Linked DNA regions of Homo sapiens: region 2 is linked to region 1. A link is a loop called in an ENCODE intact Hi-C map of the cell type or tissue named here. Cell type or tissue: MCF 10A. All regions are shown on one strand. Links, peaks and the distances in the headings refer to the core of each region. The heading gives the core; the rest is flanking DNA. Region 1 overlaps CPNE4 (copine 4). Region 2 overlaps LOC124909435 (a long non-coding RNA gene).

The links. A loop is a pair of places that touch in the nucleus more often than their neighbours do. Peaks named below come from ENCODE experiments on the same cell type or tissue, not always from the same donor. Only the 100,000 strongest peaks of a DNase experiment are listed, where the experiment ranks them.
Region 2: a loop joins it to region 1, with 23 times the contacts of the local background. A loop is called at or near these places in 12 of 110 quality-filtered maps.

What each region holds. Positions count from the first base shown.
Region 1 is chr3:131,785,664-131,801,934 of GRCh38, reverse strand. All of the region lies in intron 2 of CPNE4 (copine 4), which reads left to right. Among named protein-coding and RNA genes, the nearest start is that of MIR5704, 190 kb to the left of the region's middle. RefSeq lists enhancers at 5,242-5,291, 4,885-5,421. In MCF 10A, for the core only: a CTCF peak has its summit at 6,963 (motif pointing left); a DNase peak (open chromatin) is centred at 6,984.
Region 2 is chr3:132,389,573-132,405,843 of GRCh38, reverse strand. It overlaps LOC124909435 (a long non-coding RNA gene), which reads right to left. Exons shown (of 2, transcript XR_007096093.1): 2 at 14,795-15,249. It also overlaps the pseudogene NIP7P2. Among named protein-coding and RNA genes, the nearest start is that of DNAJC13, 20 kb to the left of the region's middle. In MCF 10A, for the core only: a CTCF peak has its summit at 6,344 (motif pointing right); a DNase peak (open chromatin) is centred at 6,363.

The DNA of each region.
Region 1 (16,271 bases), core at 2,799-10,798:
CTACTATTACCCTAGCAGTGTCCCTGTCTACATTCTTTTTTTTTTTTTTTGGCATTTGGCTTAGTTCTTTTCAAATCCTAGCGCGGCTTGGAGGCATTGCCACTAGGCAATGTACCTGGACTGAGTCCTGAAGTTGAGCATTTACTGAATACTTATCAGCACTCAGAAGCCTGAGAAAATACTACTTGAGTACACTACAGTTTATACTCTGGAATATTTTGCACTATAATGCCCAGTTTTGGAAAGCACTAACCCACAGTTGAGTCATGTCTTTGATAATAAGTAACGACCCATACCTCTCCAACCTGCCCGATTTCTCTTTTATTGACTGACATATTACTTTGGCAGAGACCTTTAGGACACCTGATTTTGATTCTACTATTGTTTCTATTTAAGGTCACAAGGCAACTTTTTTTTTACCCTAATCGTATAGATTCAACTCTTCAGCAGTGATATTATATATATATATATATATATATATACACACACACACACACACACACACACACACACACACACGTATATATGTACCTATATATATATGTACCATATATATATATATGGTACATATATATATATGGTACATATATATATATATGTATGGTTTCCAGTGACTAGACAGAATTTTATTGGGAAATGCAATAAAGTGCAAAAACAAAGCGGACCCTATTTCAATCTGGAAAGCAGCATAAGCTTTTTAGAAAATTCCAGGTACTGTCTGAGTACTGATTGATTGGCCTGCTGTGGGCATTACTAATAGAAGCAGTTTATTTCTCCAAGGCCCTTTGAAAAAATGATGGAGGCTACCCATGAGTATCATCTGAGAAAATATATATTTATGTACCACAATCCAGGGTTCTGGATACTTACTCTACTAGACATAAGTCCCTACTTGTATTTTAAGCTCTGTCCTTTTTCTCATCTCTACCTTTTTCTTTACAACCCATATGGGAGACATTTGAAAATTTTTCTAGATGAATTTTTGCTATGATGATCTGATGCATTTACCTCTAAAATAGTTCCCAATCCCATGCCCTTCTTTTCACCCACACTGAAGCCTTCTTAGTGTTTCTCTTAGAAAATTAAGAAGTTGCCTGTTAGGCATGTCTGCTTTTGGCCTGGCCTTCTTCCATTGCTACCAAAGTAGGTCCCAAGGAGTATATATCTAATCGTGTCACTTGCTTATTCCAAACCTTCACCATGGAATTAAGGCCACACCCTTAGGATGACATTCAAAGCCTCCAAAATTATAACCCCAATATTCCTTTTTTTGAATGATCTCCACCCTGGCTTCCCCAGCCTGCACATGGACAACATCAGGAGCAGTAGGAGGGCCTCATGCAGGGCTATTCTTCCCACAAAAGTTACTGCACTAAACAGAATTGAGAGAGTCCCTACTTTTCTCACCCGTTAAATATTTTGGCAAGTAATAGCTCAGATCCAATGGCTCAGATGGCCATTTATCCGTCCATCTAGTCATCAGTAAATATTTGGTGAGCAGTTACTCTAGTGTTATGCACTTGCAAGGAGCTAAGAATATATAGGTTTCTAAGCTGTCTTCAAGAAGCTTGTCATGTGATAATGGTAGGAGACCTGCAAACAGGTCTGTATTATTAGGTGTTAGGAGAACTGCAACACAATCTCAGTAGTTAAATAGGGGCACAAACTCTCTTGGCATGGTTAGGAAAGGTTTTCAGGCATCACATATTCTCACTTATAAGTGGGAGGTACACATTGGATAGGTACAGACACAAAGATGGCAACAATAAACACTGAGAATTACAAAACAGAGGAGGGGGACAAGTGTTTAAAAACTACCTATCTGGTATTATGTTCATTACTTGGGTGACAGGATCATTAGAAGCCCAAACCTCAGCATCACACAATATACCCATGTAACAAACCTGCATATGTACCCTCTGAATCTAAAATTAAAAAGAAAAAGAAAAGGTTTGTGGGAGAAAGAGATGTATGAAATACACACACACACACACACACACACACACACACACACAACACACACACACACACGCACCAACAAAAAACAATCCACCTGATGTTTAAGGATCTCGGAAACTAAAGACTGCTCTATTACACTTGTTCTTTGATGATAGAGACAGCAATAACTCTAACTGCTGGCATTGGCCACTTCGTTACTAACCCTAGGATAATCTGCACATGGAGGCCACTGAATTGTCATGCTGGGTATGTTTTACCAGTGAGTGATTGCAGTGGCTGAAGGGGATCCAGGCTTCTATTTAAAACAGTGATTGTATGTGGCCCCAAATTTAGTGATAGAGCCTCATTCAGGGTTGCTGAGGAATGTAGGAAAGGGAGGAGGTCGTGAAAGAATATTACTTCAGTTTATTTAATAGTTAAATTCAGAGACTGGGGGTAACAACAAAATTTTAAAAAACAAAATTAAAGACAAAACACAACACCAGAGTAGGTAGAAAATAATTATCTTTTCCAGCATAGTCCTAATTCTGTGAACCACTCTTGCCCATAGGGTAGGCTCAGTGAGATGAAATGAAATACACTCTTGCAGGCCCGTGAAGGAGGATTCTGAGCCTAACCCAATTCCTTGGGTGCCACGTCTTAAATGAGATTATAATAGTGGTAATATTTAGTATCACAGCTCTGTTCCTTGCCTTGGTCTTAATGATGCTGCCCAGAGCTTAACCTTTAATGAGTTTATTTTTACTTCAGGAAAATGTCCTTGCCCAGCTAATTGTGTCTTTCCTAACTCGATTATATCTGGTCTCTCATGGGATAGCTTAAAAAGTTAAAAACATATCCGTGGTATTGTTCATATTTTTTTTCTGTCGGAGCCAGTTTTCAAAACTCCACAAAGTGAGTAAATACAACTTAAGCTCTTTGGAAATTCCTTGTCAGGAGAGTTTGAAAAAAAAGTGTCTTTAATTGACTATGGGACATGCAAGTTCAATTTAATTTCAAAGTGTAATGAAGTTAAGCTTTGCATGCTTTTATCTTATTAATTTCTTTTGGGTTTGTGGTTTTTTTTAAAAAGTGAAGATGGAAAAATAAAAGCTTCCAAGTAATCACTTTTCTTGGTGAAATTTGAGTTATGGATGGCATTTGCAGTAATACCATATTAACAGAATATGATATACCACCTGATATACATTGAGGTGTCCTAATTCAGCTGATTATTTGATCAGGCTGAGAAGAGAAGAAGAAGTCATTCCTTGCTTGCTTCTAAACACTTGCCTAGTTGAGAAAAAGTTGGAAGGTTGAAACACTTCCTTTCTGGACTCTCAAATATCACAAAAAACTATCATATCAGACTCAAAGATCACTTCTTCCAGGAAGCTTTTTTTCTCATCACCACCTCATAAACTAGGCTGGATGATGTTCCTAGGTGTTAATTTTCATAACACTGTAGGTATACATTTAACATCAGACTTAGACCATTTTTTGTGTTTGTAATGATCTGATTTTATATGTCCCCTAACTCTCTTATGGTGTGATATACTTAAGGGTAGAAACAATATCCTATTTAGCTTCCCATTGTCTTGTACAGGTCATGAAACAGAGTAGGCCCCTGGTGGTGACTGAATGAGCATTGCCTGCATCTCCACACATACATCTTAATTGGCAGATACTTGTGAGTGAGGCCTCTGAAGAGTGTTCATTTCATAATTACGGCACAGGTTCAATGATAGAGCACCTGAGGTCCTATGTCCCATAATTGGCTATTTGTGGGTGTTATAGACTGAATGTGTTCCCCCTCCCAAATACATATGTTGAAGTCCTAACCCCCAAAGTGATGGTATTTGAAGATAAGGCCTCTGAGGAGGTTATAAATGTTAAAGGAGGTCATAAGGGTGGGACCCTAATCTGATAGGGCTGGTGCCCTTATAAGAAAGAAAGAGCCACCAGAGGTCTCTTTCTCAGTCATTTGAGGACATAGCAAGAGAGCAGTTGTCTGCAAACCAGGAAGAGAACCCTCACTGGGAACCAAATTGGCGGGTACCTATATCTTGTACTTGCCAGCCTCCAGAGTATGTGTAAATTTAAACCACCCAGTCTGTGGTATTTTATTATGGCAATTTGAGCTGAGTAATGCATGGGGTAATTTTATTCACTGAGTGCACTTGTAGACAGGCCTCTACACAGCTCATTCAGTGAGTTTTGATGTAAAAGGCATCGATGTGTTATATCTGAGCAGGATAGCTTATATATCTCAGAACATCTACCTTAGTGTTAGTGCACGATTACCAACCAGATTGCCATTGCTAGATGGAGGATAATACTTAACCCAGCCTTGTGTATCTATTGTATTTAAAGTGTCAGTAAAGTTTATAACTAGAGTTTCTCATTTCCGTGGTCCTAGTTCCTGCAGAATAGATGAAAACATGTAATGAGCTGTCCTGAGTGTTAGCCTTTTCTGGGATGTACATTTGGCAAGCTTGCAATACAATGTAAGTGCAGTTTCTGGTAGAATCTCTAGCGAACACTTTTGGCCACACTCTGGGAGTTCTCTGTGACAAAATGAACTGGTTAGTCTGGATTAGTCAGTGCTGTAAACCAGTCACCATGATGGTCCCTTCATGCTTCAAAAATCATGGAAAGAGCCCCAGTAAATTGGAGATTTCCTGTACTGCCTTTACCCAGAAGCCACCTCTTGCCAGAGTTCAGGGCCCCTTACTCAGAAAATATTAAATCTGAGAAAAGATTGAAGCTAGGTCATTGCAAATCATGAGGGGTGTAAAGTATTCTGCTTTGAGCCCATCCCTCCTTGACAAATAAAAAACGCCAAGAAAGATGTGCTTGATGGGGCCAGCATCTCAATCTAGAATTCAGACTTTCATAGCTGAAGAATATCAAAGCCACTGTGACCTATGGAGTTTATACAGCATGGGGTAAAGCTGAAGTGAAGACATGTCTAGAGGTTGCAGGTGACTGGCCCTATCAGGAGTAAATAGAAACCATTCTGCCCTTTCCAAAGAAAGAGAGAACAGTCTGCTGGTTGAAGGCAAAGCATTGTTACTTTTGCAAAGAAAGTTAAACTTGCCAACGTCATTAGATGAAAAGACTATGTGTGTATTATTCTAACCACAAAGCAATGGCAGTGAGAGGAAGGCTCCTGCCAGCTGCTTCAGTGAGCCACAGTGGCACTGATGCTCTTTGAGTGGGAGGTTTCTGTTCATTTGCAAATGCGATGACATTTTCAGCTTTTTGTACCAGGAACGGAAGCACCTTGGGAAGCTTGTGGTTGAATGCATTCTCCCTAGAGAGCAGCAAATTAGGTTAAATTCATTTACTGATGGAGGCTCCAGGGGAAGGGGGACCCTGGGGAGGAGGGGGCAGATGATGTGTGGCAGTGACTTATTCTAGTTTGAATTGACTTAGAAAAAATGTATTTATTTGCTTCCTTTCTCCAACCTTCATCATTTCCTCCAAAGACTGCAAGCATAGACTTATACAACATGTCCTCTTTGCAGAAAGCTGTGAGGTGGTTGTGTGCTCTTGACCTGAGGGAGCAGGCCCAGAATCAATGAATGTGTGTGTAATTAAACTCCAGGGGATGAGACACCCGACTTCATCCAAATTAGAGATTCAATTCAACAGCAAGTTTGATAAAAAGGGAGGTCGGTAGTGACCAAACTAACCCTGCTACGTCGTTAACGAGGCTGAAGATGATTCCAAAATGGCTTAATGTGGCAGAAGTCTTCTCACAAGATGGCTATGATTCAAATAACCTTGGACAGCTGTGATGGAAGAGCAAATAAATAGCTCCTTTTACAAAAAAAAAAAACTCTGTCATCTCCTCTAGCCAAAGATATTAGAGCCCAGAGGAACCTTATTTGGTGCTGAGTCCACCCTTTCAATTTCCAAAAGAGAAAAGAACTCTGATAAGTTAAATGACTCCCATGGAATTGGAGATGTCAACTGAAGAATGATGAGGTTCATAAATGTGGAAACAAGAGCTTTATTTCTCATAAAGCGTTGCAACCTGCATGGTGGCCATTCTGACAGACTGGGAAGCATAGCCTCTGGCCAGGAGCCAAAAACAGACTCTTCAAGGGAGGAGAAAAGGGAACAGGAGTGTGTGCTGAGGTGGCCACATTTACATATTTAGTGAGCTATAAGAGGAGTCATAAATATTTTTAAAAGGAGAAACACACACATTCACAACTGAGCTTCATGATTCTCCAGGGGACCCATGTTCAAAATACAGCCTTGTTAGCGTGACCCGAGGGTGGTGTTTTCAGCCCTCTGATGACAAATGTGAAGCACAGGACACAAAAGCCCCTAATGTACACCCTCCATAGACTGGCCAGAACCACTTCATAGTCTGTGGTCTCTTATCAGGAAGAAATGCTGGTCAGCTGTTTTGTTAAAACCACAAAAGGGAGGGGCAGTCATTACTGGTTAGTTGATATCAGTGGTAGAGTCTCTGTAAAGGGCTGGTTTCTGTTTGGTCCTTAGGGAAGAAAGCTTAATGGTGATTATCAAGGGAGGGGATATTACAAGGAATGTCTGACCTCACATACTGTCATGACTGAGAACTCAATTTTCAAGATTACTCTGAGGTCCCCTTGGCCAAGAGGGGTTCTGTTCAGTCAGTTGGTGGATTTGGGATCTCATTTTTATTTCTCAGAGGCTTTTATTAATATGTTTCTCTGTGCTTTGATGCTTATGCCTCTCACTCTGTAATTCTGAACCCAACCATTGCCCTATAGGCGGTGTCTACAAACCAGGGGTCATCCAACAGTAACAATAAGAATATTTCCAAGTGCTGACGGAAAGAGCTCTAGATTTTTTTTGTCAACTCACTAGCAGATATTTGACTCACTGGAAGATTTTCTGCTGGGATAGAATATTTCACCTCTCTCAATAGCGGAGTTTTCATCTGCAAAATAAAGCAATAAACAACTAACCAAAATAGTAGTACTGCCATGGCTAAGCCACGACAGATGGCAGTGTTGCAGAAATAGGAAAAATGTTCCCTCTGGTGGTTGAAGATGGGAAACACACCCTTTCCTCTGGGCTGACTTTGCCCTAAGGAAGGCGACTGCCTTGGTGAGGGACTGAGTTTCATTCCCCAAGCTTTCATCCAGGCACACTTTTATAGCACACAAGCTACACACTCATATGTGGGAACTCTGGTACTCAACTACCTAGTACTCAAGCCTCAACTACCCAGGGAGTTAAGGGAGAACATAAGGAAGAACATCTACCTGTAAAAGTACGTTGTAAGTTTTAGCACTCCTTATCAATGCAAGTCCTATTAAGATATTGAAAGTGGAGGAATACAGGAAGATCCTTTATAGCAAAATTGGGCTTGGATATCTAAGTTGAAATTCATTCTACCACTAAGGGCTTTATACCAAAGTCAACCACATCCCTAGAAATGCAGTGTCCAGCTGGGTGTGGTGGCTCACGCCAGTAATCCCAGCACTTTGGGAGGCCGAGGTGGGTGGATCACAAGGTCAAGAGATCGACACCATCCTGGCCAACATGGTGAAACCCCATCTCTACTAACAGTACAAAAATTAGCTGGGCATGGTGATGCGCGCCTGTAGTGCCAACTACTCAGGAGGCTGAGGCAGGAGAATCCCTTGAAGCCAGGAGGAGGAGGTTGCAGGTTGCAGTGAGCTGAGATGATGCCACTGCACTCCAGCCTGGCAACACAGCAAGACTCCATCTAAAAAAAAAAAAAAAAGTTGTTTCCAAAATTGAACTGGATTTTCAATGAGTATTTTCTTGAGAAAGTTCCCTGAAGGATGATCATAAAGGTCTGTATGTCAGGATACATCCCAAGGAGAAGTGTCATTCCTCAGAGGCAGTCAGAGATGACTCCTGTTTGCATGGCATGTTAAGACCTTGATAATCCTGCATACATATGCATACATTCTTACAGTCACTGTCCCAGTGAATTATAATTATTTGAATAAATATGCATGTAAACATGAGTTAAAAAGCTAACTTGATAATTCTGTTGCTTCTTAGGATGGCTACATACCACAGGCAAGAAAATGGGAGAGCAACCACTGACAAGCTCATAGAAACAGGGCATGTGATATGTGAGTGACTGGAGAATGCAAGGAGTAACTCCTGACATGAGGACTCTAATCTCATGTATACAGACATGAAGGTTTACAAGTCTGTTGCCCTCTTCTCTGACTCTCTTCTCTTTAAAGAGGTGATATTTGAGCGGAGACCTGGGTGATGAGAAGGAGCCAGCCAATGTGCCAATCTGAGTATTAAATATTCCAGAAAGAGGAAATAGCCAGTGAAAAAGTCCATAGGCAGGTACAAATTCTGTGTGTTTTAAAAAAGAAATAGATTTGTATATTTGGATCTTAGTGAGTGAGAGAGATAGTGACTATGTATCAGAAATGCAGATGCTCCACCTACAGAAATTCCAAATCAACTAGTCTAGGGTGGTGCCCAGGCATCGGTGTTTGGGATTTTTGGTTGTTGTTGCTGCTGCTGTTGTTGATCTTGTTGTTATTTTAGGTTCTCCCAGTAATTCTAATCACAGACTAAAGATAACTGATATAGAGCTTTATAGGGTATGGGAAAAAGTTTGGCTTCTAAGAACTATAGAAAACCACAAAGAATTTTAAGCAGGGGAGTGATGTGATACAATCCATGATTAAAATTTCCCTCTTGATCCTGTGTAGAAGATGGATTGAAAGAGGAAAGGGTGGCAAGAATGAGGAAAACTGTGAGTAGGCAGTGGCAAATATCCATGAAGTCACTCTTGGTCTAGTGGAGAAAAAAATGGAAGGCTATGAGAAATGTTATTAAGGTGTTGTCCTTCACAGCTTTACCTAAAATGTTTATTTGCTGATGGATTGGATTAGATTTTGGGGTATGGGAAAAGACGAATGACCAACAGAATTTTGATTTAAGCAACTCAGTGCATTGTGGGGCCACTTATAGAAACAAAAGACACTGTGGTGTCACATGGGTGCACATGGGAGAAGGGAGTGGAAAAAACAATTCTGGTTTTGGCATGTTTTGTTGGAGATACACACACACACACACACACACACACACACACACTGGAAATACCTACACTGTAAATATATATGTGTGTATGTATGTATGTATATACACACACGCACTCATTATACACACACACTCCACATATATATACAATATATACATATATACACACACATATACATATATAGTGTGTGTATATATATACATATATACACACGTGTATATATATACATATATACACGTGTGTGTATATGTATATATACACGTGTGTATATATGTATATATACACGTGTGTATATATACATATATACACGTGTGTATATATATATACATATATACACACACACATATACATATATATATGTATGAGATTTCCAGTGTAGGTATCTGGTCGGCAGGTACACATTGGGATATTCACATTGGGAACTTAGGAGAGAGATCAGGTATATGTATAAACATTTGAGTTTATATGGTATATAGATGGTATTTCATGCCATAGGTTGAGATTTCTTCAAGAGCAAATGTGGACATAGTTTTCGGGTATGGTAATGTTTAGGGCATCCAAGGCAAGTAAGCACTTTTTGGGTGAATTAAAATTGAGTATAAATACTCTGTGCAGAACACTCTTACACTGGTATTAAAATATCTTTCCTGAAAATGAAAAGGAATCTGAAGTGGAAGAAAATGGAACTAAAGAATTTATTATATATAATTTTGCTGATTGATTTTTCTCTTATAAAAGAAATTGGATGGAAACATATATGAGAGGGGGGCAAGAATAAACTTTTCAATGGCAACACCCCTATATCATTTCATGTTATAGTAGCCAAATCTACCAAAGAGAATCATTGCAACCATTCCTGCCTCATGTCTCTTCCCAGGCTGGTCCTCTCTGCCAGGAAATACATAGGCATTTTCTGGTCCTAGTTTCCTTAAATTCTGATGCAAGCAGAAAATTGCCAGTTCTGTTACTGAGTAATTATAGCCCTATATCTGAAATAACTTAATGAGGTCTTCTAGCAGCCTTAATGCCAGACTTAATAATGAAATGAGTCCTCCACCAACATGGCCCCAAGGCACCAAGTGGCCGTGGGGTTGGGGCTTCCCAGAGAATCATGAGAAATTTCTCCATCCTGCAAGTGTATCAATAATTTACCTGCCTTCCCAATCTTATATGATCTGTTAATTGATTCACCTAAGTAACAGACTTCAAATCGGGAAACACCACCCCTGGGGCAAAGTGATGATTTTCTGAAGAGTACGCAGTCAGGGCTTAATTTGCAGATCTTCCAGTTCCATCTGTACTGTTTCCTAAAATTGAACTGCCTAAGAACTCATACTTCTTACGCTTTTTCAAATAAAGTAAGCTTGTCAGCACTGGGACACTGTCTATAATGACAGTAAACCCTGTGGTTTACTGAAACCTTCCAAGTGCTAAACAAGGGGCCATTTGAAATATTAGTTTAGGTGTTGAGAAAATGGATAACTATCCTGATTCAGTAATCAAATCTTTCTGAAAGTCAGGTTTTCCAGTTCTTTTCTTTCCACAAAATTGAAGGTAGACCTCATTGACTTGTCAGTTGTTGGATGACTAAAAATAATTTTTGCTGATGAATCACTGTGGTTTTGATATACAACTTGGAAAAAGTGCAAAAAAAAGAGTGACAAGGCTATTACAAAACTTCCATTCATGTCAATTTATTTATAAGAAAAAATTTCTCAGTTGTAAGCATTTATTAAAATGAAAAATAGGAATGTACTTGAGGCTGAATCTCATTTATCCTAGTGGTTGGTCATATTTATTCATGGATACATTAAGTAATTGTGGGAGGAGTAGCCATTCATCTCATTAAAGCTGCATGCTGAATTATAATTTTAAATCCAGTAATCATCAAAATGTAGACTATAATTTATTGTTTTGATCAATGTTGTACTTAAAATTGTAATGAAAACTCAATCCAAACAAAAATCTTTAACACTTTGAGTTATGGAAATTTTTTTTGGTAAAGATTACTAAAGACTGCACAATAAAACATGTTAAAGCATAAAATTGTATTGTATTAGGCTAAAATTCTATGAGGAAAATAAAATGGAAATACTGTTTGAAGGGGCAAAAGGAAGGTTACAAAATTTGTTAAAGAAGGCAAATTTGTATGTTTTTGTATTTGTGTATACAAATCAGTGGGGTTTTTTTCTCAAATAAATGATAGGATTTAATCACTATGGCATCAAATTATCACTCTTCAAATGACAGCTGAGGAGCACCTAACTGAGCTGGCAAGAGAAGTCAAGAAAGAGTTTCAGATGAGGTGATGCCACAGCTGAGTCTCAGAAGACAAGCAGGAATTCACAGGGTGAAGAAAAGAAGGGCAGGATTTCTAGACTGAGGGTGCATCTGGCTTTCCCAAATAGCCCTCATGAGGCTTGGCCTGTATAGAGAAATTTAAATTTCTCAGTTAGACTCCTAAGAAAGGTGCCTGTTAGAGCCAGGCAAGGAGTGACTGGCAAACAAAATGAGCAATTTTGGGGTAGGGGGTATCCAGACAGGTCCCAATTGGCCTGCAGAACAAAGAAGCACCCCTGGGGAAGGTGAGCTTTGGCTAAGCAGCTTAGTTAATTTTTAGATGTCCCTGTGTTCCTAAAACTCTGTGACAGAAAGACTTGGGTATTTACTGCTTTGTGAGCACAGGAGTTAGCATAGTCTTTCATTAAAGGTCAAACCAACCCAGGGAGAAGTATATAAGTCCCATATCTGGCTGGCAGGAAAAGGAGACAGGACCTTGAATTTTCAAAAGTGTGCATATATGAATCCAAGTTGGCATTATACTGCCAGGCTGCCTGAAATGGATAGGTAGAATGGGTAGGTGGTATTAGGGAGAAGAAACACGATTCTCCTTGATTTCCTCTCCTATTTCTTGTCATCCAATGTCCACTAAATGATCTGACAAGGGGAGGTGGTTAGAAGGAGAATGGAATTAGAGGAAGAAAACAGACATAGATTGAGTGCCTACTTACATGCTTTAAACTTCAGCACCATATAATCCTTGAACTCCTGGGCTAGATGTAGGGCTCCTTCTTTGTGCTTCTAAGGTTGCTTGTGCAGAATTCTAACTTGATTTTCTCTATTCTGCAGGGATTTTTTTTCCTTGTGTATATGCCCCCTCAAAATCAAGACTTTCTTAAAAACAGAGGTTATATATTCTAACATTCTGGACCCCTAACACAGGACTTAGCCTAGTAGGCACTCAAATGCTTAATTAACTGAATTTTATTTCTTCAGTGGTGTTTTACATTAAATGCCTCATTGAATAATCATAGCAAACAGTGACATAGTGTGCAGCATGTACTGGTATTGCTTTACATGCTCACTAACCTGCATAATCCTCCTAAAACCCTGTAAAGTGGCAACTATTATGATCTCCCATTAAATAGAGGGACATCAAGTGACACAAAGGTTAAATAACTTGGCCATGGTTTCACAACTAGTGGTAGCAGAGCTAAAATTTGAACCAAGGCAGTCTAGCTCCCAAGTCTGTGCTTTGACTTGTTGCTATATCACATTGTTCCTGCCACACTACTATTAGGTGGATATTTATAACCTCATTTTGTAAAAGAAGAATGTGAGTCTCTGAGAGTACAAGGGCGTCAGTCACCCAAGACACACAGCTAGTAATTGACAGGTCTGGGATTTAGATTCAAACATGTGCAGTTCCATATTTACTATACTCTAGAGCAATGTGTACGTCTCCAGAACAGGAACCATTATCTTAAGTATTTTGACTGAGGAAAGTGAAAGGATGTAGGATGAGTAGCCTAAGATGGGTGGCTGGTAAACACCCAGGACCAGGTGGAAGTTTCCTTTATTATTAGCCTCTTATGTAAAAGTCTTTCTCTCTCTCTCTCTCTCTCTCTCTGTGTGTGTGTGTGTGTGTGTGTGTGTGTGTCTGGTTGAGTTCTCTGAATATCATTAATATGTGCACAGTGTGAAAATTTTAAGAATAAAGAAAAGAATGTGGAAAAACCATAATTGTCATCATTCTACCATCCCGACATAATCATTGCTAATAATTTCTGTTAGTATTATATATATATGTGTGTATGTATAAATATAAGTAAATTTAAATTCACAGTTTATATTTGACTTTTTTCCACTTAACGTTATAGCCTCAGAATTTTCTAATTTCATTAAAAATCCTTCAACTGTGTGATTTTTAATCGCTGCACAGTAATTGGATAAATCATTATTTAATCCTAATTCCCTTATTATTGGATATTTATCACTGTTTATATCTTAGATAATTTCTTTAGGGAAAACATTTAAAAGTAGACTGGTTGGATGAAAGACTTTATGCATATAGACAAAGTGTCCTCAAGAAAAGTTGTATAAATTTACTCTGCCACCAAATCTATAAGTAAATTCCATCTCCCCAACCTTTGTCAACATTGAGTATTACCTTTTTAAAATCTATCACTTAGGTACCTAAAAAACTTTCCCCTCGGTTTTAAAATTGTAACTCATTGATTATTAAAGAGGCTAAACTTTTTCTGTTATGCTCTTCATCATTTGTATTTTTTCTTTTTGAAATTGTACATTCAATATCATTTGCCATTTTTTTCCATTCGGGTATTTTTATTAATTAATCAGCATGCATAACTTCTTTATTTATTAAGAATATGACTTGATCTGGTAAAAATATTTTTTCAATTGTTTATTTGTCTTTTGTTTTTTTAAATTCCAATTGCTCATTTGTCTTTAAATTTGAGCAGATTTTTCTTGTATATGGAGGTTTAAAAATTATGTCTGAAAACTATGAATTTCTTTTGTAGGCTCCTCATTTGCTTCTAAAATTTGAATACCTCAAAATCAGAATCATATTTACCTATGTTTTCTTAGACTTAGGGTTTTAATTTTTATATTTAAAAATTTGGTACATTCGCCATTCATTTTGAAGCATGTATGATACAAGTGCTAATTAATCTTTTTCTCTCAATAATTACTCAAAAATGATATATTGGACAGTCCTTTTTCCTGTGGTTCTTAGACAATTCTCTCCTAGTGTTTTATTGAACAAACATCTGCACCACCTTTATAAGATAAAGGGCACTGTGATATGTCCTGTACGGTCTTCAGATTCATAGTTTCCAGATTCTGCCTTCCAGGAACTTATCACCAAGTAGGGGAAAGTCAAGCTACCAAATTAACTCTTACACAAGATGGAAGTAAGAGAGAAGGCAGACATCTTGGTAATTGCCTAAAGTTTCTATCACAAGAGTGATGAAATTGCATGGCCAGTTACTCTCATGTGTTACTCAGAGATGCACCACCCAGATCCTCCTTCAAGAAAAGTTGATGCCCAGCTTTAGGAAGGGTGATCATCAGAGAGCCTTCAGCCGCCAGATCCATCAGGGTCTGCCTTGGTTGCAGAACACCTCACACAAGCTCTGCCCTTTGCGGGGCATCCAGTCAGTAAATTAGTGGGGCTGGGATATAAAAAGCCTTGTCATGTGGGCTAACACAGAGCAATTCTGACAGATCGTATTTGCTCCAGAGCTCCCCACCAGGTTGGCCAAGACTTCATCAACCCCGCATTGCAGTTCATCTTCTCCCTCTGCTGAATCCTGTTATTTCTGTTTCTTCCATAGATGCTAATCCCTAATAAATATCTAACCCCCTAAATCTACTTCAACATCTGCTTCTGCAGAAGTCAATCTGTGACATCCAGCATCTCCCTCCCCATGTATTGCTCTAGACCAAGTTGGCAAATCAGCCCTTCCAAGGTGTCTATAAAAACTTAATTCTGGAGACCCAGGAGAAATCTTACAAATGACTTTGGTGTACCAGGAAATGAACTGAAGCATGATGGGTGCATCAATTAGCAAGTAATTTGAATTTAAAATGTGTGAAGATACAAATAGAGAGGCAGAAGTTCAAGTCGATAATAACTGATGTGTTCACAGAAGGTGTGCAGGAAACCGTCTGGCAGTCAGAGAGAGCATGTGCTGGTGCTAACTTCTCAGAATGTGATTGTAGAAGGATAGCATCATTCCTTCATATCCAAAGAGAAGACTTTTTATTTTCCCCAGACAATACAAATATGATTTCTAAATGGTTGCTGTGTAATAACACCTAATATTTACAGAGCACACTATGGGCCAAGCACTGCGCCATGTACTTTTTAAGGATATTCTCACTTAATCTTCATATTGTACATTATTTGTACCATTCCTATTTTCTTAGAAAGTTTAATTATCTTGCCCAATGTCATAAACACTGGAAGTGGTGGGGCAAGAATATGTATGTACCTCATCAGCCTAAATACTGCTTTACCCTAGGTGCCTTGGCCACTAATCAACTGTGTGACCTTCAAAAGTTACTCTCACTTCTGCTTCTCAGAAATAGACATATAAGTGTTTATCTCATGGAGTTATTTGGATGATTACATTAGAAAAGGTAATGTAAAGCCCCTAAAATTTTATCTGTCACAAAGTAAATTCTCCACAAATGTCAGTTGTCAATATCAGTGTTATTTTTAGATGTCCTACATGAATTTCCATATTGTCTGAAGTATGTTTCACTTCTAATAAGGGATCACACATGAAAAGTACTCAGAAACTTCCAGTCACTCTGGCAAACTCATCTGACATATAAAGAACTCTGTCTTCCAAACACAAAGAAATACTAGACAACATAAATGTATAAAGTAAACACAAAGCTGAGTTTGAAGGTAAGGCAAGGCAATTCTCGGTGCCAGAAATGAAGAAGAGGAACAAAGCCAGATTTCTGGGCAGAAGCTATTGATGACCAGATCATAAAGCTATAAGATCTAATTATTAGCCCTCAGACCTGGAGAGCTGGTGCTTTAACCAATGCCTACCTTCATGTAAAACAAGAGAAGAGGCTTTGGGCCTTGCGGTTAAGCCCCTCCATAGATATGGAAGTTACCCTGATTAGAGAATGAAGAAAGGAACCTGGCAAAGAAAGCATCATGAAAGCTGGTCATATATGGGAGTACTTAACATAGTTCTGATTTATACTATCTGAATACGCAAAGGCCCAAATCAAGATAACAATATATAAAACATGTATCCTAGAACTTATGGCTTCCTTAAGGTCTTGGCAGAAGCAAACATAAAACCCATGCATTAGGGACACCTCCAAACCCTGAGCACCCAGACTCACAAGAAATACAATTCCTGCTGAAGATGATCTCACAGACAAAATGACAAAACACCAGGGAATAAGCCACCATGAGAGAGAGAGAGAGAGAGAGAGAGAGAAAGAGAGA
Region 2 (16,271 bases), core at 2,768-10,767, 600 kb before region 1:
CAACTCAGACTGTGAGTGGTAAATTTCAGTTCTGCCTGTTGAGGGGCCAGAGTGAACCATGTAATTCCCGAGACTCAAACAAACCTCTGAAGAGAAGCTGCTTATCTGATTTGCATAAAAACTCTGACTGCACTAGTCAGTTAGGGTCATCACAGTTTTAAGAATCAATAAATCAAAATTCCCAGATAAATTTTGAAGATCATAAAAGGATTTGTTTAGACTAGTTGAATATACTGTTTTATTAGAAGGATGGAGTTTTTACAAAACATCCATTTTTACCATAGCACATGAAATAACTACAAAACGCATGTAGTAGGAAGCTAATAAATAATTCTGCTTCCCTGAGGAACTGATTTGACAGCAGCCCAAATAGCCTTTAAAGCTCTAATTTAGTTTCTGTCCCATCCTGCTTTCTGTTATACCTATTTCCTCCTTGTGACCCAGTATATGATTCAAATAGAAGCTGTCTAGGGTCATTAAAGCAAGCTGTTGCAGAAGCTGGGCTGTTGATTCAACATTTGGCAGACTGTTCAGTGAAAGCCTTGATTTCATTTTTGTTAGGCCAGCAAACAATAGCAGCACACTGGCTCTGCTGATAAAAAGAATAAAGAAAACAAACCAATATGACATTTATATTTCTAAACAAAAGAAGGAGGGGGTTTCTCCCTATTCCACACTTTTCTGGCATGAGAAAGTCTTAAGTAGCCAGAATGAGAACTGGTTAATTCTCTGATAGTAAAGGTTTAAAACCAAAATTCATAAAAATACATAAAAAAGTAAAGTAGATAATTGTCTTCCTCCCAGCCCTTCACTTCCTACACTGATGACCCTCTTCTCTTCCTACTCTGTTCTACATTGCTATCTGCTCAGTACAATTATTCTCTTTATAAAGCAGGCTATTTAGAAAGGAAAAGATTCACTGCTTTGTAACCTTCATGCTGCCATGAGCAGTGTCCTGGTTTATAGTTCAAAGCTGATATTGACCAGCATGTCAGAAGAATTTGTACAGTACTTTCTACTTGTCACTGCACAAAATGGAATTTTGATGATAAAGTTAATCACTATAGATCCTAAATTAGGCAAAGCAAGAGCCCACTTCGGGTGCCTATATTAATAAAACAATCCAGGCATTAGACACATCTTAGTATGAACCTGCATATCTCCAAAATTTTTGATCAGACTAATGATAGATAATCTGAGCACTGAGAAGAGGAGAAGTTTTTCATGGCTGAAAGCATAACTCATTACGATCAGCATAATTCTTATCTCCCTAACAAGCAGCAAATTAATAATGTCACATTAAGGAGGCTTGGGCTTTTGTTGATCAGTGTCTTCTGGAAACAGGCCTCTTGGCGCAGTCATATCCTGAATGACGCAATTTGTAAAGGGGTCTTAGTCTAACACAGGGAGGCTTCAGGCAAGCTCACCCTTATCTCCAGTGAGTCTTTTCAAACACTATTTGCTGAGGTCCTTTAATATAACTTGTCTAATTTTTTTTTTTTTACAAAAAAGCATGAATCAAAAACTGATGAGAAGCACTATATTGGAATCTACCACAATTAACATTTTGTGGTGGCATTACAAAAAAATGTTTCTTAATTTCACTGTGCTTTTCTATAGTACCCAAATTTTTGATCTCGAACAAAATAAAACAGTAAGAAATATTTTTCAGAATCTTACCATTTTCTAGTTGCTGCATAGCTTAGGTAAAATTGAATGGGTGAGTAATAAATCAACAGAAAGTCTCAGTGGTCATTTCATAGTTGTATTAGTCCATTTTCACACTGCTATAAAGAACTGCCCAAAACTGGGTAATTTAAAAAGGAAAGTGGTTTAATTGATTCACAGTTTAGCATGGCTGGCCTCAGGAAACTTACAATCATGGCAGAAGGTGAAGGGGAAGCAAGGCACCTTCTTCACAAGGCAGCAGGAAGGAGAATAAACACAGAAGGAGCTACCAAACACTTATAAAACCATCAGATCTCATGACAGCTCACTCACTATCATGAGAACAGCATGGAGGAAACCGTCCCCATAATTCAATTACCTCTACCTGGTCACTCCCTTGACATGTGGGGATTATGGAGATTATGGGTATTACAATTCAACATGAGAGTTTGGGTGGGGACACAGCCAAACCATATCAATAGTATCATTTTATTTGGGGGTAACGATCAGAATCTAGGCATGACTTTGTTATCACAAAAAAGAAAATACCTTGTAAGATCAAACAGTAGGGAGAAAGAATATGGAATCATACTTTAGTTTGAGAGCCAGATGTACTAGGCTCTCACATCTCAGTGTGCATATGAAGTTTGAGTACTGTCCAGTCAGGATCAGAAACCTCTATTTTCAGCCAGAGTGGATTAGACAGAAGAAATGTCCACAGTAGCAATTTGATTTCTTCTCAAGTATACTTCTGCACCTTGGACCAAAAGAATCAGCATCACCTGGGAACTTGTTAGATCAGCAAATTCTCAGAATTTACCCTGGACCAACTGAATCAGAGTCTCTGTGGATAGGGCCCAGAAATCTGTTTTAACAAGTTGAATGTGATTGATTGTGATTCTGATGCACATTCAACTTGCAGACCTACTGGAATACAAATTCAGTAGCAGTTTAGAGTGGGAACTTTGGAACCAGACTACATGACATTGAATCCCATGTCTATCATTTACTAGTAGTTCTTTAAGAAAGCAGAATTTAAGCAAGTTATTAAAACCCTTTGTGCCTCAGTTTCCTCATCTAAAAATAGGGCTAGGAATAATAGCTTTTAAATGTTTGTTAAGACTAGAGCAGTAAATATTTATGAAGCACTTAGAATAGTCTCTGACACATGCTAAGTGCTTTGAAAGTTTCCCATTATTCTCCTAGGACTGTAGGAATATCCAACTTAATGTTTCTGGAATCTCTAAGTCCCAATAGGAAAGCAAACATGTATCTCATATCAAACAAGTATCATGTCATTTATGCATTCGTTCATCAAATATTTATTGAAAATCTACTAAGTTTAAGGTATAATGATAAGTTCTTCACATTTTTAGATAGTAACTCATAATCTTAAAAGACATATTTAAGAGTGCATTAGTCAGAAGCCCAGATGATGGTAACTGGATCAGACTGGGAGGGGTAGAAATGGAAAAAACAAACAAACAAACAAACAAAACCCCTACTTTAAAGAAAAGTATATCTATTTAACCAAAAACAGAATAGAAGATCCACATAATACTCCCTATCAATGAGGATTCCTAACCTCATCTTAACTTCTCTTCTAATTGTAATACTATTTTCCATGTGACAGTGGTGGACTGATTACTGTATTTGCTACCTCAATTTTGTTAAACATGCTTATTTAAAAGAAAGATGTATAACTCAATAAAGAATATAATTATTTCTTTTATTCAACTGATTTTGCTCTCTCCATTTTATTTCCACTTAATGAATTTGCCTGACAATCTTGATGCACATGTGGAAATTTTGCCTTTATAGATCAAAAGCTATCTCAAGTATTGGACTATAGGTTTTTTTGTTTACTTTATTTATTTTTACAATTTCTACCTATCTACTGTGATTCAGGTACTATCATCTGGTCCCTGACTGACATAATTCACTCTTAAATATGGCTTTTAAGATTATGAGTTAGATAAAAATGTTCAGCATCATGTCTTGAACCTAGTATATTTTCAATAAATATTTGATGAATGAATACACAAATGAATGGTGTAATACTTGTTTCATATGGAAGACATGTTTGCTTTCCTACTGAGAATATGTGTATTTTCCCATCCTTTATTTATTTATTTAAATTTTTTTGAAACGGAGTATTCTGTTTCATCACAAACACAAAGATCTGAAACCCCATTTTTGAGCCATCTCTGTATATAATAAGAATCCAGCCTGCATCTGTCAGTGATAGAGAGTACAGTAAACTAAGATGTCCCTGAAGAGGCCATAGTGTTGACAAAATTCAACATGATGGTGGAGTCTACACAAACACAGGAAACAAAACTCGGCCCTTCCACACAGCTGTCCTTGCAATGACTTCGTTTTAAGTCAACGTCTCTTCATGCTGTGCATATTCCCCAATGTCTGCTTGATGAAGTACCACAATCGCCATGGGGTCTACTTTTCTGCAGTCTTGTGTAGATTTTGCTGCCACCCCAAAACCCAAAGGGATGTCTGCCATGGAGTACACCACCACTCCCCTGGTACTGAGAACTATTTTCGGTGATTCGACCCAGACTATATTTCAACACATGGTTTCCATAGAGGAAGGACTGCTCTGCACCACGCTTTATCCACACTTTATACTCGGCATAAGGTGCAAGGTAATTCAGGGCTGTGACGTGAACCGAAACTTGTGGGTCTTAGTGACTTTTCCGAAGCAGGTCCCCAGTGACACCAGCTTGTCCCCGGAGATATTGGCATCCAGCTTCACAATCTTCTCACTCACATAGTCCACCCGGTCGTTGTGCAGCCAGAAACAGTAGGTGCGGTCAGGCCGGTCCAGCAGCAGCTGAAGATTCTCCCTGATGTACTTCACAATCTTCTCAAACATGACATGGGTCTCCTCTTCAGTCAAAGGCCGCATTTTCCTGCTGGGTTGGAACACCAGATCCTCGTGTCTCAGTCTTATTTATTTATTTTTAAGAGATGGAATTTCTCCCTGTTGTCCAAGCTGGAGTATAGTAGTGTGATCATAGCCTACTGCACCCTCGAACTCCTGGACTCAAGTGATCCTCCTGCCTCAGGCTCTCGAGTAGCTGGGACTACAGGCACACACCCATACTTTTAATCAATGTGTATTATATTTGAATTGTGTTTCTTGTAAATAGCATAGAGTTGAGTCACGGTTTTTAAAAATCCATTTTGACAATTTCTTTTTTAAAAAAAAATCTCACTTTTTTGAGGTCCGACATATAAAAGAAGTTTTTACATATAACTTGTATATATAAAATGTATACTGCTTGATGAGCTTAGGGAAAATTCCTATTTTTAAATTAGTATGTTTGGATCATTTACATTCATGTTATGATTGATATGTATGGATTTAGATTAATGGTACTACAAAATTTGGCTGCTGTTATTTACTTTTCAGAGTCTTCAAATACTTGTTCTTGCCTTCTGTCCAGGGTTTGTAATTATATTCAGTGTGAGAAAAGGTGTGAAGCATGCTTACTCCTTCTTACGTGAAACTGGAACTCTGGGGATAATTATTGTTAGAGCTCCCCTTAAATCTAGGGATCAGAGTCCAAGTTTTTTAATCTTACATGAACATTTTTTTTTATCAAATCACAATCTCAAATTTGCTTTTAAAAGCTATTTTCCTCCAGCAATTAAAACAGTGCTCTCCAAAACTCCCAGGATGGGCTGCTCAGAAAACTCTTCCCAGTACACTGCTATGGTTTCAGGAGTTCCCCATAGTTCGGAGTTGCTTGAGGTGAGCATTCATGATGTTGTAGACTTTTCTAACCAGACCAAACCAAATCACTAGATGGCTAGTGTCACCAAATTATTGTATCTATTTATTTTTTTTCAACCAATGTTTTTAAAGCATTTATTATGGGTCAGGCTCTGTTCTAAGTATTGGGGATGTAGTAGTGAACAAGAAAAGGCCCTTGCTCTAGTGGGTGAGGGGGAAGAGATAAAGACAATAAATATATAGAAATATGACTGAATCAGACAGTTTAAGTTAGTGCTAAGTGATATGAAGAAATAAAATCAGGGTAATGGGCTAGAAAGTAATGGGGATGAGAAGGACAGAGTAGCCGCTTTACTCACTTGGTCAGAGAAAGCCTCTCTAGAAGGTGACATTTGAGTTGAGGCCTGAATCTTGATAATAAAAGAATCTGGTGAAGAAATGGGTGGCAGAAGGTTTCAGGAAAAGAGAAATAAAATTGCAAAGACTTGAACTACTTTTTGTTCTACCTTTCCTTCTGCATTTCTGACCACAGAATTTAAATCTGCATGAGGAAAAGTGTTTTTTTCCCCCAACAGCTGGGAACCTTAATTGAAACTCGAAGTGTGTAAACTAAACATACGAACCTCAAACCATGTAAGCTACCCCAGAATTAGACTGATATAACTCACTCCCCAATATTTTTTTCTTCAGATCAGTGATACCCAAATTCTGGCCCAATATTAAGGGAATTTGGACAGAGTTTTAGCTAGGTATAATGTTTTGAAGGAGGGAGTCAGATCATCAGATTGTTGATAAGAAATCCAGATGCACTATTCCATTCTTTCACAGAAGACACCAAAACATATTATTTGCATTTAAATCACATTTTTAAACTGCCATGAAAGCAAGCATGCAAAGACCACCTGTGGACTGTAGATGGCAGACTATACCCACAAACTAGTGGTTGAACCCTCTGAGCAACCTCAGAAACATTTGGGAAAGACTATGGGCCCCAGCTTCTTGTGTCACAATGATTATACCATGCAAAAGATCTATAACAAGGATATTTACAAATGTTGGAACAGTGGGAAGGTTCTGTATACTGATACCACTGAAGTTACCCCCTCATGGTAACGAGACATTTGAGAGGCCCTGCTCTGAGAAATACTGTTTTAGTGACTAAAACATCCCAGACTCAGCCCTATAGGATGAAAGCTAACATGTAAGTAGTACTTACAGATACTGACAATTGTCTGTGATTAAGACTGTTGAGAGAAAGCGGGTGGAGTGGGGGGTCTTTGGAGTTCTTAGTACTTTCTAGATTGAAAAACAGTATCTGGTGCACTCAAGCAGTATAGTAAGAAAAGGCGGTAAAACTTCCAAAAATGGCATCTTTATAAATTGCATGATTTTGTGACATCAGCCATTTGCTAGCCTAGGGATTCTGTTTGGTTTGGTCTTAGAAAAGTCTACTGCATGATTCTATTTTTATGACTGCCTCGAAAAGACAAAATTATAAAGATGGAGAACAGATTAGTGGTTGTCAGGAGTTATGGGCAGGGGGAGGTGGTGACCAAAAAGAAATAGCACAAGGGATATTTTGGGGGGTGATGGAACTGTTTTACATCCTGATTATGGTGGTAGATAACAGGAATCTACACGTGTTAAAATTTAGAGAATGTACACTCATACACACACACAAATTTACTCAAAATAAAATTAAAGAGTAATATAAAAGAGATTTTCCTAGTAATAATGACTTTTCCCTTCAAAAAGCCATTGAAGAAAAGCAAGAGGTTGAAGAAAAAATGCTCATGAAGAAAAGGAGCCCAAATTCTCCACTCCCTCAATCACAGTTACCAAATTTTGCTCAGGTCTCTGCCTTATTCCATCAAAAATATAGCTATTGAGTGAGTCTAAGATAAAAGTCTTCCATAGATACATCATTGAATAATATACACTTATGCTTTAAAGAGTAAATGATAGTTGTTCAGCTATGAATTAGTATTCACTTGTATCATATACAGCTGGGACCATGAACTAGGTCTTTCACAAAATGAAAAAATTTTAATTGTAATTCGTCAAAAAATTAAATTAACAAGTTAATTTAATAATAAGCAGTTTAATTAATGGACACATAATGAATATTTAGACCTGTATTCCACCAACCCATTTATCTAACTTTAATCTGTAATTAAATTTCACTAAAATTCATTAAAATTCAAAAGACATGCTCTTTTTAAGCTTCTAGTAGTACATTTTGTATTAAGGTGGTAAAACTAACCAATAAAACAATTTTGAGTTATATATTCCGATCTTATAGCAGTATACTATATTTCCTAAAACTTAAAGATTCACTTTTATTTGTTTCATTTCTTAAAATGGTATGTTCTCTTGCCAATGTGAAGCTCAAGGCAGATTTATTTCTCTTTACCTAAATGCATTCAGGGAGTTTTTAAAACAAATGCAACTTGTCTTGTTCAGAATGAATTAAATTCAGTGTTGGGAATAAGGAACCGGTTTTAGAATCCAGACCAATCACAGAATGGTGGCGTGATCCAGTGGGTCCCTTAGTCTGTTTTCCAACAGCCTATCTCCCAAATGAAAATGTGGGATGTGATTAGCGACATGTGTTTCCTCTCTACTCACAGGAGTTCATAACAAGGTGAATTATACTAATTATAATACTAACTACCACTGCACTAGGTTATTTATATATGTCATCTAACTGGATTGTCACAGACCCTTATGAAATAGATGTTGTAAGTAGATCTGTTAACTACCAGAAATTTGAAATTTTGAAGTTTAATTCCAGCTCTGAATCCTGGATGTCATGACCTTGCAAAGCTCAGGATCCTTACTTCTACTCTGCTCCAAACAAGTCTTCCTTGCTAGAAATGCCTTCACTGTGTCATCTGCTGACCTCTCTGATGATGTCAGCTGTTGGGTCTTAGTTCTTTAAGCTCCTCAGTTGCTACCATTACCCTGTAGACTTTTAATGGTCTAATAGTTGTTCCATCCAAGATGTTATTATTGCTTGAATTCACCTCCAATCACTTTATTTTCACTCCAATTGTGTCCAGAATTGGTGGGTTCTTGGTCTCGCTGACTTCAAGAATGAAGCTGTGGACCCTGTGAGTGTTACAGTTCTTAAAGATAGGGTGTCCGGAGTCTGTTCCTTCAGATGTTCAGATGTGTCCAGAGTTTCTTCCTTCTGATGGGTTTGTGGTCTCGCTGGCTTCAGGAGTGAAGCTGCAGACCTTCACAGTGAGTGTTACAGCTCATAACGGTAGTGTGGACCCAAGAAGTGAGCACCAGCAAGACGTATTGCAAAGAGCAAAACAACTAACCTCCCACATAGTAGAAGACCCAAGCCGGTTTCCACTGCTGGCCCGGGTAGCCTGCTTTTCTTCCCCTATTTGGCCCCACCCACATCCTGCTGATTGGTCCATTTTACAGAGAACGGATTGGTCCATTTTACAGAGAGCTGATTGGTCCGTTTTGCAGAGTGCTGATTGGTCCGTTTTGACAGAGTGCTGATTGGTGTGTTAACAAACCTTTAGCTAGACACAGAGCGCTGATTGGTGCATTTACAATCCTTTAGCTAGACAGAAAAGTTCTCCAAGTCCCCACCAGGTTAGCTAGACACAGAGCACTGATTGGTGCATTTACAAACCTTTAGCTAGACACAGAGTGCTGATTGGTGCGTTTACAAACCTTTAGCTAGACACAGAGTGCTGATTGGTGCATTTACAATCCTTTAGCTAGATGGAAAAGTTCTCCAAGTACCCACCCGTGCCAGAAGCCCAGCCGGCTTCACCTTTCACTGGCACTTGCAGCGGGACTTTGCCGCATCTAGCGGGAGCACTCTGGCAGCCCAGAGGGAGCTCATCCCTGGATGAAGCCCAGCAGGCGCTGGCCGGCTGCGCCCAGTGCGGGGCCTGCCTAGCTGGCGCCCACCCAGAACCTGCACCAGTCCGCGAGCGCCTCGCACAGCCCCGGCTCCTGCCCACGCCTCTCCCTCCACACCTCCCTGCAAGCAGAGGGAGCCGGCTCTGGCCTCGGCCAGCCCCATAGAGGGGCCTCTGCAGCGCAGCGGTGGGCTGAAGGGCTCCTCCAGCGTGGCCAGAGCAGACGCCCAGGCCAAGGAGGCGCTGAGAGGGAGCGAGGGCTATTAGCATGTTGTCACCTGTCACAATTCAGTTACCCATTCATTGCATTACACTTTGTAATTGGGAGTTTGAACCATCTTAGAAATCGAAGTCTAAAGTTCCAGTAACTGACCAAACCTTTCGTCCTTCTGGCTCTTACTCCATTTAATCTCATAAAAACCTCTGATCTGCCTGTTCTGTCCATCTTCCCCTTTGTGTCAGCTCCACATCCTTTCCACCTCTTTTCTCCTTGCCCAGCTTGAAATTCACAACTATTCATTTGACTTTCTTAATGTCCGCCTCTTCCTTTTTTAAGCCAGCAATTCTCACAGGTTCATCCAAGGCACTCAATGTAGTACCTGAGTATTGCTGCTGGTTATTTGGGGCCCAAGGGCTCTTCCGTCAGCAGGTGATGAATGCCGCCAGCACTGGGTCCTTTCCTTCAATATTGTGGGTTCCCTTTTGGCCCAAGGTGTATCTAGAAATGTCATCTGGGAGCTAAGGCCAGAACCAGTGCCCTATCTTGCTGTGGTTGAGCTGGTATCCAAGACCCAAGATAAAGTCTCCCCAACTATTTCCTCTTCTCTAGTCAAGTGGAAGGAAGGGAGCCACAAGCTGTGCAGCTTGGGGTTAGGGGAAAGGTGATTCCAGCACTCCATTGGCTGCCCCAGTTGGTATGATGCCCCCAGACCACTGTCTCTGGGCCTAGTTCAGCACAAGGACTTGCTTAAGTGTTGCAGTCCTTATGGCCTAGACTTCCTTTTAAGTTTTCTTGGAGACAGACAGCACTATAACCCCCAGTGGCAAAATTTATGGGAACTCAAGTTTAAACCCCTGGGATCCATGATTCCTCTCTGGCTAGGGCTAGTTTAAATGCTCCCTCTATAGGCAGGGGTCAGCTGAGTTTAGTCTGGTTTTCCTTTCTGCTCTAACAGGACAGCACCCAGTGGCTGTGTTCTTCCACTCCAAATTCCCAGAGATGCTCTCTGCACCACTCCCTACCACTGCCAGGATGGGGGAGGGGTGGCCTCAGTGACTCAGGCCTGATTTTTCTATCTCTTCAGTGCCTCTTTCAGCGATATGAAGTTAAAACCAGGTACTGTGAGTGCTCACCTGAGTTTTTTGTGGTTTTTTTTTTTTTTGAGACTGTCTCTCCTTGCTCCTCAGATTGCAGATAGCCTATTGTTGGACCTTGTAATCATGTAAACTAATACTTAATAAACTCCCCTTTATATATATCCTGTTAGTTCTGTTCGTCTAAGAGAACCCTGACTAATACACCTCAGTTTTCTCATTTTGGGAGATTAGCTGAATTAATTCATGCTTATCTCTGAATGAGCACAATGTTAAGTACCCAATGTTAGCTGTTATTAGTAAGATGAGTAAATTAGGACTCCTATCCTTCCCTCTACTTCTTTCCCTACTCTTCTGTATGCACTGTTCTCCCATCCTAACAACTTTTGTTAGCTTTGGTCATCTCTTCTGTAATCATAATTAATCCTTGCATGCTTTATTCATTGGTTGAATCTAAAATCAAAAATATCAATGCACAGTATTTCTATTGTGATTGTGTTAACATTGTTTACTATCCTATGATTTCAAAGTGTCTTATTTTATTTTTTATTGTATGCCTTCATCAAACACTAAGATGATGTATCTGCCTTAAACATATTCCATCTTTGATAAGTGATGTAATATAATTGTTGAAGACGGATTTCCCAGAACCATCTGACTTCTTATTACAATCTGAACCAGCTGCTCTCTGGGCTGGATGCCAAGCTGTCATCCTGAGTTTTTTTCCACCCAAGTCCTGGGTTGGAGTCAGTGTTCTGGGATCTCAAGTTTTTACGTTTCTTGGACTTAATTCTTGTTCTGGCTGGAGAACATCTTCAAGTAATTTTCTTGAAAGGGTGCATGATAAATCAACTTGATGAATTTTTACATGCTGGAAAGTGACCTCAATTTTTCCCTCTCACTTTCTCACTTGATTGATATTTTTACTGAGTGTGGAATGTTAGGTCCATAATTATTTTTCTCAGAAAGTTGAAGTTATAGCATCTAGGTATTCTAATAAGAAATTACATTCTTTTTTCTTTGTAGGACATAGTGGTCCCCCTCTAGAATCTTTCACAATGCTCTCCATGCCCAAAGTGTTCTGAAATTTCTTGAAAATGTTCTGCGTTTGGGTCTTTTTTTAAAAAAAAAATTCATCTTGTGGTCATGGTTACACTCATGTATACAAGTGGTAAACATTATTCAAAAAAACTGCATGTTGAATTGAATTGTACCATCAGGAAGAAGAAATCCTATAATGCTTAAAGCCTGTGCCACAACATTCAACGTTAGATTGTACCATTATGTATGGTTTCTCTAATTGTTTTATGTGTATATATGTTTAATGTCTTGAACTTCATCCTAAGCAGGAAATACATTTTTTTCTCATCTCAGTCTGTCCCTGTCAGTCTTTCAGAAGACCAAAAGTGGTAATTTTGTGCATTAAGAATACCCTGGACTGAATGGTGCTCTCAAGAGGCCAGGAAGATTATCTGTGTAGGAAGGAGAAAGGAGATAAACTAAGTGACTTCAAGTAACTTGGAAAAATTTCTAGCCCACTGTACCCAGGATTTGTGTCCTTTCAGAAGGGGCCATTCATTATTTTCTTTTGGCTTGTGGGAGGGAGAATGCATGTTTTTCCATCCTGGGAAACTTGCTTCATAGTCTGACTTCATGGCCAGACCTGCTTGAAGTCAACCAGTTACTAAAGGGCATCCATGTACCTGTGTAATTTTGTAGATGTTGCATGTCAGCTTCATTGAGGTCATTGAAACTGGGCCCAGAGGAGACGCAATTTACTTTTATAATAAGGAAGTTAAGATGTAGCAAGAGACTAAAGAGAGTTGGAAAGATATCTGCCACCTACATTCAATATTTTTTTCTGTTTGACATTATTCTATTTTGTTATTAATAAGATAACAAATCTTTGTAAAACAAACCCTTTCCTTGTTTCTTTCTTTCTACAATATCTACTTTCAGATTAAATTGGTAATAACTTAATCTGGCTCTCCTGTAGAATCTGTCTTTACAATTTTAATGGTTTTTATTTTTTAAGCGCTCTATTACATTTGACCTTGTTTTGAAATCTGTTTCTTTTGTTTTGTTGGGGGAGAATGCTGAGAATGTTGTATTCCCTTAGAAAGAAATCCTCAATCATAGTAACAGTTTTAATAAGATCACATATCTGCCTGTTGTTCTACCAAATGAAATTTCCATCACTTTAACAATAGTTGTCATTTCAAGATGTGTGTAAGAAGATTGAAGAAAACCCCTGATATGATTTGACTCTGTGTCCCCATCCAAACAGCAGGTTCCCCTCATGCTGTTCTCATGATAGTGAGTGAGTTCTCACAAGATCTGATGGTTTTGTAAGGGGTTTCCCCCTTCACTCAGCTCTCGTTCTCTCTCCTACCACCCTATGAAGAGGTGCATTCTGCCATGGTTGTAAGTTTCCTGAGGCCTCCCCAGCCATGTGGGACTGTGAGTCAATTAAACCTCTTTTCTTTATAAATTAGCCAGTCTCAGATATTTCTTTATTTTTTTTTGCATTAGTTGAAACATAAAAACTAGTTTAATAGCTTATTTTAAAAGTAACATTGCAGTACATGATAATCATTATATGAAATAATTACATGTTTATAATATAATGATTTTCTTATGATCATTTTCTTATAATGACTGAATGCTAAAGACACAGTAACTGAAAAAACTTACCTATTATACTCCCTTTGACTTAGTATTTAGCATTGAATACAAAAGTTCCAATAGCTTCCATGTAATTAGGGAAAAAATTTACAAATGCATAAAATAGAAACCAAGGTGAATTCTCATGCTGGCAATCAAATAAAGGCTTTTTACTTAATCCAAATGAAAAAGTCCCTTCCTCAAATTATAGAAACTAAATATTACAAAGTATAAAATTATAAGTTTCTGGTGAGATATTTTAAAGAATCTTTATCTTGAATAGTAGAGAACTGTATAAAAGGTGTTAAAATTTCCATATTGGAAACTGTTTAAAAACAATGAATATCAAACTAACCAAAACCATTAGCAGTAGATGCATTATAGGTCAATTTATAGTTTTCCTCAACATTGAGAGCAAGAGAAAACAGCCTTAAAATATACAACGTTTAGACAATTGCAATATTTAAGAAATATATATACAATTTATAAAGATTTACAGCATAATTCTTTTTTAAAATCTAATGTCAGTAAGAATTATGCACTGGTGATAAAATGAATAAGAAAAGAGGGGGCCAGGCATGGTGGCTCACGCCTGTAATCCCAGCACTTTGGGAGGCTGAGGTAGGCAGATCACAAGGTCAAGAGATTGAGACCATCCTGACCAACATGGTGAAACCCCGTCTCTACTAAAAAAAAAATACAAAAATCAGCTGGATGTGGTGGTGCACACCTGTAGTCCCAGCTACTCGGGAGGCTGAGGCAGGAGAATCACTTGAACCCAGGAGGTGGAGGTTGCAGTGAGCCAAGGTCATGCCACTGCACTCCAGTCTGGCAACACAGCGACGCTCCATCTCAAAATAAAAAGAAAAAGAAAAAAAAGAAAGAAAAGAACAATTATAATACCAACCATTGACAAAATGACACTACAGAAAATAAATAACCTACAGGTTTCACTGGTATTCCTTGACCATACAGATTAATCTGAAAATCCTAATAATGGAACATCCTTCAAACTAGAAAACATTTTGCAAAATATTTATGCTTCACTTTAAAACACGAATATCCTAAATTATTTATACCATCTTATCACTAAGGCCCTGTCTACATATAAAATAAGTAAAATGAGGAATTGAAATACTGTTTTTAATTGTAGCTAACCCAAGTACAGTGCTCTCCACCTGCCACCCCCACCCCAACAAAGTGTGTGTGTGTGACTTATCAGCTTTAATTTCTACCCTAGGGGAAATTAATTAAAACTACAAACCAGAAAATAGCTTTAACTAGGTTTTTTGATTTGTATTGGTTTTTAAGTGTTATAAAAACAAAGTGGATAAAGAAACAAAGTATCTTTTTATCAACACATTTGGAATAAAAACTGTATGGTGAGTTTGCGGTTTACATTAGCTATTCAAACTCTTTGATAATTGATCCTTCAATTACTATTGGTAATCCAAAAGAATTCAACCAAAGACAAAGAAATGCCTTGTTTAATGCCTCTTAAATATTTCGAGTTGAAGTAAAACTTTAATTTGCTGCTAGGTATGTTAGTGTATAGATTGAAAAAAACATGAGGGAACAAAGAAAAGTACACTGGGATTATTATTTTAGTTTTCCTTTGGTATTAAGAGAAACAGTATCTCTATCAAATCTATTCTGTTACTTTTCTTAAAAAATATCAATAATTTGGCCAGGTGCGGTGGCTCATGCCTGTACTCCCAGCACTTTGGGAGGCCAAGGCGGGTGGATCACGAGGTCAGGAGATTGAGACCATCCTGGCTAACATGGTGAAACCCCGTCTCTACTAAAAATACAAAAAATTAGCTGGGCGTGGTGGCGGGTGCCTGTAGTTCCAGCTACTTGGGAGGCTGAGGCAGGAGAATGGCGTGAACCCAGGAGGCGGAGCTTGCAGTGAACCGAGATTGCGCCACCACACTCCAGCATGACAGAGCGAGACTCCATCTAAAAAAAAAAAATTATCAGTAATTTAATGATATTTCTTAAGAAGAGTGAGAATATGACAACAGCTGACACCTGCTTTGTATATTAAGAAAAATATGGTTAAAACATTTTACTTCCCATAATGATTTACCTATCATAATGATTTACTTTCCTGGAAAACTGAACCATTACATCATTTAAATCTGATAATGGATTAAGGACATCAGACTTTGTTTTCCAATTTTTTCTTTTATGGGAGTATAAATATGGGGACATGACTATGGGACTATATATTTTCACATTGTTAGTGCATAGTTAATACAGTTACTTTTAGGTATTGTCTTTTAGTAGCATTATTAAAGTTAAAAAATAAAGGAAACAGAAGTAAAGAGTTTATAGAAGGATACATAGAAACACAGTACTTATCTCTGAGTGGAGACATTGGAATAGGTTTTTCATTCTATCCTTTTTACTTTATACATTGTTTATATAACAAATATCATTCAAGAGCAATGAAGATAGCTATGTAATGCTATGGTGCTAACTTACCTTAGCATACAACCATCTTGATAATAAATAATGGTCAAATGGCCAAACCTACGAATCCACAGAGATCACTTAAATACCTAAAATGATTATGGATCAGACATACAAAATACCAAATATAGGATACAGAAAAAACAACAACAACAACAACAACAAAAATTTCCCATGACTGAAGCCAAGGCTTTAAAGAAGACACACTTTCTTAGGTATTTTCAACTAAATGTTATCCACCTCAAAAGTGTTTAAGCCCATGGAATGTCCATAGATTCCAGAAAATTTGTGCAATTCTGCTTTTTTTTTCTGAGATGAGGTCTTGCTATATTGCCCAGGCTGGCTGAACATCTCGATTCTCCCACCTCAGCCTCCCTTATAACTGGGATTACAGGCACATACCACTGTGCCCAGCTTAATTCTGCTTTTCATATAATACTTCCCACTAGGCATAATCTAACTGCAGTGTGGGTCATCTTAATATAAATCAGTAATCTAAAAACATT